2 separate regions of the Homo sapiens genome follow, and region 2 is linked to region 1. Evidence: read pairs that join two places in POLR2A ChIA-PET (ENCODE). Cell type or tissue: Caco-2. All regions are shown on one strand. Links, peaks and the distances in the headings refer to the core of each region. The heading gives the core; the rest is flanking DNA. Region 1 overlaps HOMER3 (homer scaffold protein 3). Region 2 overlaps BORCS8-MEF2B (BORCS8-MEF2B readthrough).

Evidence for each region. Peaks named below come from ENCODE experiments on the same cell type or tissue, not always from the same donor. Only the 100,000 strongest peaks of a DNase experiment are listed, where the experiment ranks them.
Region 2: POLR2A ChIA-PET joins it to region 1 with 11 read pairs; 3 of 35 experiments call an interaction of 5 or more read pairs at or near these places.

The regions. Positions count from the first base shown.
Region 1 is chr19:18,930,406-18,935,769 of GRCh38, forward strand. HOMER3 (homer scaffold protein 3) reads right to left here. Exons shown (of 10, transcript NM_004838.4): 5 at 3,898-4,005; 6 at 2,519-2,640; 7 at 1,571-1,727; 8 at 1,104-1,220; 9 at 920-1,006. Among named protein-coding and RNA genes, the nearest start is that of HOMER3-AS1, 7.2 kb to the right of the region's middle. RefSeq lists enhancers at 1,074-1,585, 1,586-2,096, 2,783-3,401. In Caco-2, for the core only: no CTCF peak of the experiment used is centred there; DNase peaks (open chromatin) are centred at 1,956 and 2,306.
Region 2 is chr19:19,156,076-19,161,439 of GRCh38, forward strand. All of the region lies in intron 5 of BORCS8-MEF2B (BORCS8-MEF2B readthrough), which reads right to left. The region is part of intron 1 of MEF2B (myocyte enhancer factor 2B); the gene reads right to left. Among named protein-coding and RNA genes, the nearest start is that of MEF2B, 12 kb to the right of the region's middle. RefSeq lists an enhancer at 4,323-5,298 and a silencer at 4,544-4,873. In Caco-2, for the core only: no CTCF peak of the experiment used is centred there; no DNase peak of the experiment used is centred there.

The DNA.
Region 1 (5,364 bases), core at 262-5,261:
GGCATGGTGGCGAGCACCTGTAGTTCCAGCTACTCGGGAGGCTGAGGCAGGAGAATGGAGTGAACCTGGGAGGCGGAGCTTGCGCCACTGCACTCCAGCCTGGGCAACAGAGTGAGACTCCGTCTCAAAAAAAAAAAAAAGTACCCCCTGAACATTTCTCAGATAAAGCCTTTAGCAAAAGCCAAGCCAAGGCCAGTCGTGGTGACTCAAGCCTATAATCCCAGCACTTTGGGAGGCTGAGGGCAGATTGCTCACGGTCAGGAGTTCGAGACCAGTCTGGCCAACATGAGGAAACCCCATCTCTACTAAAAACACAAAAAATGCCCGGGCACGGTGGCGCATGTCTGTAATCCCAGCACTTTGGGAGGCCGAGGCGGGCAAATCATGAGATCAGGAGTTGAGACCAGCCTGGCCAACATGGTGAAACCCTGTCTCTACTAAAAATACAAAAAATTAGCTGGGTGTAGTGGCGGGCGCCTGTAATCCCAGCTACTCAGGAGGCTGAGGCAGGAGAATTGCTTCAACCCGGGAGGTGGAGGTTGCAGTGAGCTGAGATCGTGCCATTGCACTCCAGCCTGGGCAACAGAGCGAGACTCCATCTCAAAGAATTAAAAAAAAATAAAGCCAAGCCAAGCCAGACCTAGTTCCAATGCAGGCTCTGTGATCTCAGGCTGAGAACAGGAGGAATTGACGGGGTCTGGCATGGGAATACAGCAGGAACTCAAGCATTGCTTGTTGAACCCATAGATGGATATGAAACTGTACCAACAGCCACTGTTCACGCGGCACCTGCTGGGCATCAGGCCTTCCACAGGACTGGGCCTCCCAATACTTTATCATCTTAGGTAGATATTGTCCTGAGTGTCTGTTGAGGTGACTGTCACCCACCGTCACCCCACCTCCTTGTGCCCACACACACCTGCACCTTCTGCTGAGTCTCCTCACGCTCGGCAGCCTCCAGGGCCTCGCGGGGCCCCCCAGTCTGACTCTTCAGGGTCTGAATCTCCTAGAGGAGAAGAGTTCCCAGGGTCTGTTGCGGGGGTCCTGGCTTTCCCACAGGAGGTGAGGGAAGGCGAGGCCCAGGAACCACACTTGGCACTCACCTGGTCCTTGGTTTGCACCAGAGCTTCCAGCTGTTCCAGCGACTGGCCCTGGCCCAGCCCCTCCTTCTCACCGGTGGGGGTCACCTCTGAAGCTGCCTGAGCCTCCAGCTCAGCCACCTGTAGGGCAGGAATAGCAGCCCCTGACGCCCCCGCCTGCACTCTCCCTTGCTCGCCCAACCTCTAGGGAATCTGCCTCCTGTCTGGCCACGCCCAGGACCGAGCACCCATCTCCCTTGGTTGGTGCCACCACCCCCCTCTGCACAGCTTGGACTTTAGTGTCTGATCACCCTCTGAGGCTGGCATTGTCTCAAACCCATTTTACAGAGCAAGAAACTGAGGCTGGGTCAGTGACCTGCTGAGGTCACACAGCTAGTCCATGAACCCAGGGCAGATGGGAACTGCCGAGGCGCGGTCTCCACAGTTGCCCGGGCCAGGTGGGGGTCTCTCGGAGGGAGGGGTGCCCTCACCCGCTGCCGCAGCCGCTCGGCCTCTGCACGCTGAGCCTCCAGCTGCTGCCTCCACTGGGCTGCGGCGGCGTTGGCCTCTCGCAGGGCGCCTGCCAGCTTGTTGTTGCTGTCCTGCAGTGCGAAAAACTCGGCCTCCCACTGTACCTCGCCCACGGAGCTGCAGAGACACGAGGGTCGGCAGTGGGTGACACGGGGCTGGGGGGCGGAGTCGGGCGATGCTGGGCTAGGGGGCGGGGCCAGGGGTGGGATAGCTCTGGGCTTAGGTCAGGGCGAAGGCTGGCGAGGGTGCGGAGTCGTGCGCGAAGTTGGACTAGGGGGCGGGGCAGGGGTGGAGTGGCACTGGGCTGGGGGCGGAGTCAGCGGCAATGCTCGGTTAGGGGGCGGGGCCAGGGTGGGTGGCGCTGGGCTGAGGCGGAGTCACGGGCGATGCTGGGCTAGGGGGCGGGGCCAGAGGAGGGGTGGCTTTGGGCTAGGGCACGGAGTCAGGGCCACGCAGGGCTGGGGATGTGGCGACACTGATTGCTGAGCTTGGGGATGGGGCAGTCCCGCAGAAGCGGGGTCTTGTCGAGGACCGAGTCAAAGAAGGGGGCACGTGGAGTCCGCCCAGTGACACTGTGGGAATGTTGAGGGAGGGATGGGAGGTTGGGGAGAGTCAGCCGATGGGGGCGTGGTCAGGGTGGTTATCCTAAGACCAGAGAGGCATCGACGGGGCGAGGTTAGCAGCGAGAAGAGACAGGGATGGGGTCAAAACAGAGGGGCGTGGCCAACGCAGGGTAGGGGCGGGGTCGGCTCTGGATGGGGCAGCATTCAGATCCTCATCCCCTTCCCCAGGTCTTGAGTCCACAGTTAGATCCCGCCGTCCTGGCACTCCCTTGGCTTCCAAGAACCGCCTCCTCGTCCCCCACCCCTACCCCCGCCCCTGCCACGCCCCCAAGTCCCGCCCCTCACCCCTCAGACAACATCTTCTTTAGCCGCTCGCGCTCTGTGGGGCCGGGGGCATCAGCGCTCTGGCTGCGGAACAGTTTTTCCTCGCCGGGGCCGTTGGCACTGACGAGAGGGCTCGGGGGCACCTAGGCACGGGGAAAAGAATAGGTCACGACCCCACATCAGCTGGGATCAAGGCTGATGTGACTGGGGTCGTCACATCGGGGGTGCAATTGACCTATGCACCCTAAGCAGGTCCTTCACAGCACAGGATCCAAGTGTGTCCCTCCCCACCTCACCCACCCTCCATGGCTCCCTGTGGCCCCTAAGCTGGGAGTTCCATGCCCACGCCCTCGACCTTGCCTTCCTGGGCTTTCACCACCCCCAGGAGCAAGTCTGATGCAGGTTAGTCTAAACCAAGATACTTAGAACCTGTAAGGTAGGGGAGGGGTACAATCGGACACCTCCCTGCTGTTCCCTTCCCTGAGGCCGAACTTCAACATCACGTTTAGGATTTCAGCAGGAAGCCCTGCCCAGGCCGAATTCGTGTTTCGTGAGCAACCCCACTGCCTGGACCACTGGCTCTGAGGGTAGACAAGCTGGCGGGTGCCCTGCGAGAGGCCAGCGCCACCGCAGCCCAGTGCAGGCAGCAGCTGGAGGCTCATGCTTTTTTTCATCTCTCCAACCCCTGTGCACAGCCCTCGGCCTGGTACACAGCAGGTGCTCAATAAATAATGCTGAATAAATTAATGTGGGAAAACACGCAGGGACAGTTCGTTGTTCTGCCTCACACTTAGCCATTTCTTTCTTTCTTTTTTTTTTTGAGACAGAGTCACACTCTGTCACCCAGGCTGGAGTGCAGTGGCACGATCTCGGCTCACTGCAACCTCCATCTCCTGGGTTCAAGCGATTCTCCTGCCTCAGCCTCCCGAGTAGCTGGGACTACAGGCGCATGCCACCACGCCTGGCTAATTTTTGTATTTTTTAGCAGAGGTGGAGTATCACCATGTTGGCCAGGCTGGTCTCGAACTCTTGGCCTCAAGTCATCCTCCCTCCTCAGCCTCCCAAATTGCTGGGATTACAGGCGTGAGCCACCGCACCCGGCCACACTTAGCCATTTCAATTTCTAGTCTTCCATCCTGCCATCTGAGCTGGTTTTGCTACTGGGACCTACTGGGTGTACCCCACCGGCCCCAGGCAAGGTCCAGACCCTCTATGACACACTCCACACCACTCCTCTGTGGTCCCTGCTGTGGGTCTAACCTTAGGTCATCTGGAAGCATTGGGTCTTGACGACCAGCAGAGTGCCCCGGTCTCCCAATATCAAGGTCCCCCAATATCAGTTGAGCGCCTGGCTGACTCACAGGTGCCCAGGCAGGCATAGGGGAGTAGGGAGTGCTGACCTGGTGGGAGGCGAGCCCCAGGGCTGGACTGGTGAGCTCCCCGCCATCCTGAGATTTCTCCCTGGCCAGCCTGGCTGCTTCCTTCACTTCCTGGAACTTCTCGGCAAACTAAGGGAGTGGGGAGGAAAAGACAGTAAAACCCCAGCCCATCCTCCCAAACAGGTCACCATCACTCAGTGACAGCCCCGCCACTTTCGAACCGTACCCATCCCCTTATCACACACCTTGGAAGAAGGAGAGAAACTTTGAAAAATGATGTACCATGGTGGGTGGGCAGGTGGCATCAGATCACAGAGGTGGCATTTAAATACATTGGGCCACATTGAGAAAGGGAAAGGAATTCCCATGTCCTCTTTTTAGGAAAGGGTCTCACTTTGTCACCCAGGCTGCAGTACAGTGGCATGATCTCGGCTCACTGCAGCCTTGACCTCCCTGGCTCAAGTGACCCTTCCACCTTACCCCTCCACCAAGGAGCTGGGACTACAGGTGTGTGCCATCATGCCCGGCTAATTTTTTCTAGAGACGGGGTCTAGCCATGTTCCCCAGAATGGCCCTTTTCCTGTTTTTTGTTTTTTTTTTTTTTGAGATGGAGTCTTGCTCTGTTGCCCAGGCTGGAGTGCAGTGACATGATCTTGGCTCACGGCAGCCTCTGCTTCAGCCTCATGAGTAGCTGGGATTACAGGCATGCACCAGCATGCCTGGCTAATTTTCATATTTTTAGTAGAGATGTGGTTTTACCATGTTGGCCAGGCTGATCTTAAATTCCCGGCTTGAAGTGATCCGCCTGCCTCAGCCTCCCAAAGTGGTGGGATTACAGGCACAGCACCCAGCCTTTTTTTTTTTTTTTTTTGGGGGGGGACAGAATCTCGCTTTGTCACCCTGGCTGGAGTGCAGTGGCACCATCTCAGCTCACTGCAACCTCTGCCTCCCAGGTTCAAGCGAGTCTTCTGCCTCAACCTCCCGAGTAGCTAGGACTACAGGCCCGTGCCACCACGCCCAGCTAATTTTTGTATTTAGTACAGATGGGGTTTCACCATATTGGCCATGCTGGTCTCGAACTCCTGACCCCGTGATCCACCCACCTCGGCCTCCCAAAGTGTGAGAATGACAGGTATGAGCCAACATGTGGGGTCCCTTTTAATCTTTATCAGGGCTATTTCAACAAAGAGAGCCTCAGGTGGGTGCTAATCTGTCTTTAACACCTGTTATTATTCCTTTATAACAAAGAGATTAGGTCTCAGGCTCTGAGAGACATCAGAAGTCAATGAGAAAGTAATCATCTCATTCTTGTTTTTGTTGTATTAAATGTTTACATGTTTACATTTACCACCTATTTATGACAAAGCAATACCAGTTTTCCAGTTAGGATAGGATATGTTTCCCCCCACCACCCCGGTTTTAAAATAAATTTCCTTAGTTTAAAAATAATTTTTTAGGCCGGGTGCGGTGGCTCACACCTGTAATCCC
Region 2 (5,364 bases), core at 141-5,140, 230 kb after region 1:
GAGGTGGGAATTTGAAGCTAAGAGTCCAGTACCTTCCTACTCCTTTCATTGCACCCTCATACTTAGCGTTTATTAAGTATCAACCTGTGCAAGTCACTGAGCCAAGCTGACCTCAGAAGAAGTAGAAAGCTTAAGTAGACCAACAACCATAGAAGATTAGAAAGGTGACTCAGGACCTACCATTAAAAAGGTAATAAAGTGGGCTGGGCATGATGGTTCACACTTGTAATCCCAGCACTTTGGGAGGCCGAGGTGGGAGGATTGCTTGAGCCTAGCGGTTCAAGACCAACCTAGGCAACATAGCGAGACCCCTATCTCTAAAAAAAAAAATTTTTTTTTTAAAGGCAATAAAGTTCAAGGCTGCAGTGAGCTTTGAGCTGCTGCACTCCAGCCAGGGCAACAGAGTGAGACTCTGTCTCTAAAAAAGAATAATAATTTCAAAATTAAAATAATAACTAAAAAACATGTTTAAAGGCCCAGGTGGTTTTACAGCTATTTTCTCAAATCTCACAGAACAGGAAAGTGCAGCATTATTTCAGTGAACTTAGATCTTTGAAATAGACGGGATCTAGCCGAGTCACTTTTTTTGTTTTTGAGATGGGGTCTTCCTCTGTCGCCCAGGCTGGAGTTCAGTGGTGCAATTATAGCTCACTGTAGCCTTGAACTCCTGGGCTCAAGTGATCCTCCAGCCTCAGCATCCCGAGTAGCTGGGATTACAGCTATGTGTCACCACACCCAGCAAATTTTTAAAAACTTTTTATAGAGATGGCGATTTGCTGTGTTGCCCAGGCTGGTCTCAAACTCCTGGCTACTCCCAGATACTTCCAGCTACTTGAGAGGCTGAGGTGGGAGGATTGCTTGAGGCCAGAAATTGGAGACCAGCCTGGGCAACACAGCAAGAACCTGTCTACAAAAAAAGTAAAAATTAGCTGCACGCCGTGGCACACACCTGTAGTCCTGGCTATGTGGGAGCCTGAGACGGGAGGATTCTGTGAGCCCAGGAGTTCAAGGTTACAGTGAGCGATGATGATCTTGTAAGCTCTTCCACTTCCAGCTCTCATGCATTGCTGGTGGCAGAGGAAAAAGGGACAAGCACTTGGATAATCCTCTGGCATCTACTAAATCTGAACAGATGCCTACCCTGTGACCCAGGAATTCCGCTCCTCGATGTTCAATATTCACGCAAGAGAAATGGGTCCAAGTTACACCTGAGGACACAGACAAGAATGTTTTCTACAGCTTCATACATCATTGCCTCAAACTGGAATCAACCTGGAAGCCCTTAATGGGAGAGCTGGTCAACACTTTCTTGTTGATTCTATGATCAGTTATAGCACAGCACAGAAAAAGGGTGCACTCTCGCTGCACACAACCACGTGGATGAATCTCAGAGACCATTGGCCAATTCGACGATCCCAGACTCCATCGAGAAGATGCACTGTGTGATTTTATTTACATGAAGTTTCAGAACAATCAAAACTCACTGATGCAGCTGGGCGCAGGGGCTCAAGCCTGTAATCCCAGCACTTTGGGAGGCCAAGGCGGGCAGATCACTGGAGGTCAGGAGTTTGAGACAAGCCTGGCCAACATAGCGAAAACCCATCTCTACTAAAAATACAAAAATTAGCTGGGCGTGCTGGCATGTGCCTGTAATCCTAGCTACTCGGGAGGCTGAGGCAGGAGAATAGCTTGAACCCAGGAGGCGGAGGTTGCAGTGAGCCAAGATTGTGCCATTGCACTCCAGCCTGGGCGACAGAGCGAGACTCTGTGTCAAAAAAAACAAAAAACAAAAAACCCTCACTGAGGCTGATGGATATCAGACAGCACTTTGGTCACCCTGGGCAGAAGCTGTGATTAGGCAGTGGCCCAAGGGGGAAGTCCCAGGGGCTAGGGAAGTCCTGTTCCTGGATCCAAGGTTTGGGTACACAGATATGTTCAGTTTGTGCAAATGTGTTGAGCTCAACTCTAGTGGTTTGTGCATTTTTCTTCGTGTGATTTATTTCAAAAGGAAGATTTCTTTTTTTTTTTTTGAAGTGGAGTCTCGCTCTGTTACCCAGACTGGAGTGCAGTGGCATGATCTCAGCTCATTGAAACCTCCACTTCCCGAGTTCAAGCGATTCTCCTGTCTCAGCCTCCTAAGTAGCTGGGATTACAGGTGCCTGCCACTGTGCCCGGCTAATTTTTGCATTTTTACTAGAGATGGGTTTTCACCATGTTGGCCAGGCTGGTCTTAAACTCCTGGCCTCAGGTGATCTGCCCACCTCAGGGGCCAAAGTGCTGGGATTACAGGCGTGAGCATGGGCGCCCCCGGCCCAAAAGGAAGATTTCTAAAAAGCTCCAGCCAGAGCAACATAGTGAGACCCTGCCCCTAAAAAAAAAAAAAAAAACAAACTAGGGCCAGGCCAGGCACGGTGGCTCACGCCTGTAATCCCAGTGCTTTGGGAGGCTGAGGTGGGAGGATCACTTGAGCCCAGGAGTTCAAGACCAGCCTGGGCAACATGGCAAAGCCCTGTCTGTAGGAAAAAAAAAAAAAAATTAGCTAAGTGTGGTGGCATGCCTGTGGTCCCAGCTACTCAGGAGGCTGAGGTGGGAGAATCACTTGAGCCCAGGAGGTGGAGGTTGCAGTGAGCCAAGATCACACCACTCCACTCCAGCCTGGGTGACACAGCCAGACGCTGTCTCAGAAAAATAAATAAACAAAAATAAAAAAATTTAGCCAGGCGTGGTGGTGCACCCCTTAGTCCCAGCTACTCAGGAGTCTGAAGTGGGAGGATCACTTGAGCAGGGGGAGGCAGAGGTTGCAGTGAACTGAGATCCTGTCACTGCACTCCAGCCCGGGCAACATTGTGAGACTGACTCGAAAGTTTTTTTTTCTTTTTTTTGAGACAGAGTTTTGCTCTTGTCGCCCAGGCTGGAGTGCAGTGGCGCAATCTCAGCTCACTGCAACCTCCTCCTCCCCAGTTCAAGCAATTCTCCTGCCTCAGCCTCCTGAGTAGCTGGGATTACAGGCACACACCACTACACCCAGCTAATTTCTGTATTTTCAGTAGAGATGGGGTTTCACCATGTTGGCCAGACTGGTCTCGACCTCCTGACCTCAGGTGATCCACCAGTCTCGGCCTCCCAAAGTGCTGGGATTACAGGCGTGAGCCACAGTGCGTGGCCTAAAAAAAAAAAAAAAAAAAAAAAATTAAATCTAGCGGGGCATGGTGGTGCCTGCCTGTAGTCCCAGCTACTTGGGAGGCTGAGGCGGGAGGATCACGTGAGCCCAGGAGATGGAGGCTGCAGTGAGCTATGAGTGGGCCACTGCACTCCAGCCTGGGTGACAGAGTAAGACCCTGTCTCTAAAAATAAAAAAGCTCCTTGCTGCTTATGGCTGCTGTGGGGAGCAGTGTCTGTTCAGGCTAGAGTGAGGTGACAGGAAGAGGCTGGGCCAGTGGGAAATACAGAGTTTGAATGGAGACAGGGGTGGCACCTGGGCAGAAGTGGTGACCAAAGGGTGCAGGATGTGCTGGTGACCTGGGATAGAAGAGGAGCCTGGTGATCCCAGGCCTGAGCGATGTGGGGGTGAGGGGGAATTGGGAGGACAAAAGAAGAGCTCAGGAGTGCGGAAGCATCAGAAACTTTCTGGCAGTATCTGTGGTCACTAAGTCAATCAACAAACATTACCCTGAAGTCCTTCAAGCCATAGATTATCATCTCCCCAGCCTGGCGAGGCCCCTTAGCCCCCCAGTAATGGAGATGGGGTGCTGGAGGGAATCCCACCCTTCCACTGACCCTTCCCCTCTGGCCTCTCTGCGTGGTAGGACTCAGTTCTCTTACCTGTTAATTGGGGGTGAGAATCCTTCTCCCACCAGCTGGGAAGAGGGTAGGGAGCAGGGGTCTACTGAACTTTTTTTTTTTTTTTTTTTGAGATGGAGTCTCGCTCTGTTGCCCAGGCTGGAGTGCAGTGGCGTGATCTCGGCTCCCTGCAACCACTGCTTCCCAGGTTTAAGCGATTGTCCTGCCTCAGACTCCCGAGTAGCTGGGATTACAGGTGCACACCATCACACCCAGCTAATTTTTTATATTTTTGGTAGAGGCGGGGTTTCAGCATGTTGGCCAGGCTGGTCTCGAACTCCTGACCTCAAGTGATCCGCCTGCTTTGGCCTCCCAAAGTGCTGGGATTACAGGTGTGAGCCACCACACGGGGGCCTCTATTGAACTTTTCTTCTGGCTTCTGGGAAACCAAAAGGAAGAAGGTCTGGGCCTTGGAACTGGGGGCGCTGAGTCAGTACAGCATCCTGCAAGACCACCTTGAAATACTGTCATCAGTCACCTGCTTCCTCCCCCATAAAATGGGTCACAGGATCCTAACCTCACAGGCTTTGCAGAGGGGTTTAAGAGAAAAGATTAGGAACAAGTCAAGTTCCCTTTCTTGGCACCCCTGCGGGACTTTACTGGGGGGATGAGCTGCAGAGTCACTTCGCCAGACCCCTGAGCCCGCAGGGAGGCCACGGCTTGGCAGAGGAACCCAGGCCGGGAAAGGAGAAGTGAGAGGCAGGTGGGTTGGGTGGGGGTGGGGGTGAGGGCCCGCGGGAGGCGGTGAAGCGGGGAGGGGGCGCTGCTCCCGGCCCCTGCAGCGAATCAGGCCTGCCGCCCCGCCTCACGCAACCCAGGCTGTGGTTTCATCACCTGCTCCCCAAGTACCTCATTATGGGCGACAGGAAGAGCCCCTTGGAAAGCCAGGACCCCTCCTCCCCTCTCCTGGGGGCTCCAGCGGCTCCGACCCCAGCTGCAGGCGACCCTCCCTCCCCAGCCAGAGCCCTGGGCCCGCCTCCTCCCCGGGGGCCTAGGGAGGTGGTACCCAGGTGGGGGGGCATGTAGGTGACCTGGCGGCCTGGCTCAGTTCACAGCGGTCCCTGGAGCCCCGCACCTGCCCTCAGGGACTCAGGGGAGACGGTGGGCTCGGGCAGTGACTCCCCTGTTGCTGAGCTTCTCTGGAACTCAGTTTCCTCCTCCAGAAAGTCAGGGGGCAGCAGGGGCCACCTCGCTGAACTGGGGGGAGGGGCTTCACAGTAAGGTGCTTTACAGATGCGGGGAGGATTTGTGGTCGATGGGTCCTGATGCCTCTCAGAAGGCCTTGGGGTCACCTCTCCATCCTGGGGGAACCCAGCTCAGATTGCGGGCCCCAAAAAGTCCCTGGTGGAGTGCTGAGGGACAGGGGCGGATGGGGTTGGGGGTCACTCCATCCTTGTATGGGCATAATGGGAGGTAGAAATATTCCCCACACACGGAGACCCCCAAACAGAGCCGCAGAAAATCCACAGATGCCCGAAACAACAGATCCCCCAAATACACAAGTATTCCTCCTGCGAAAGTCCC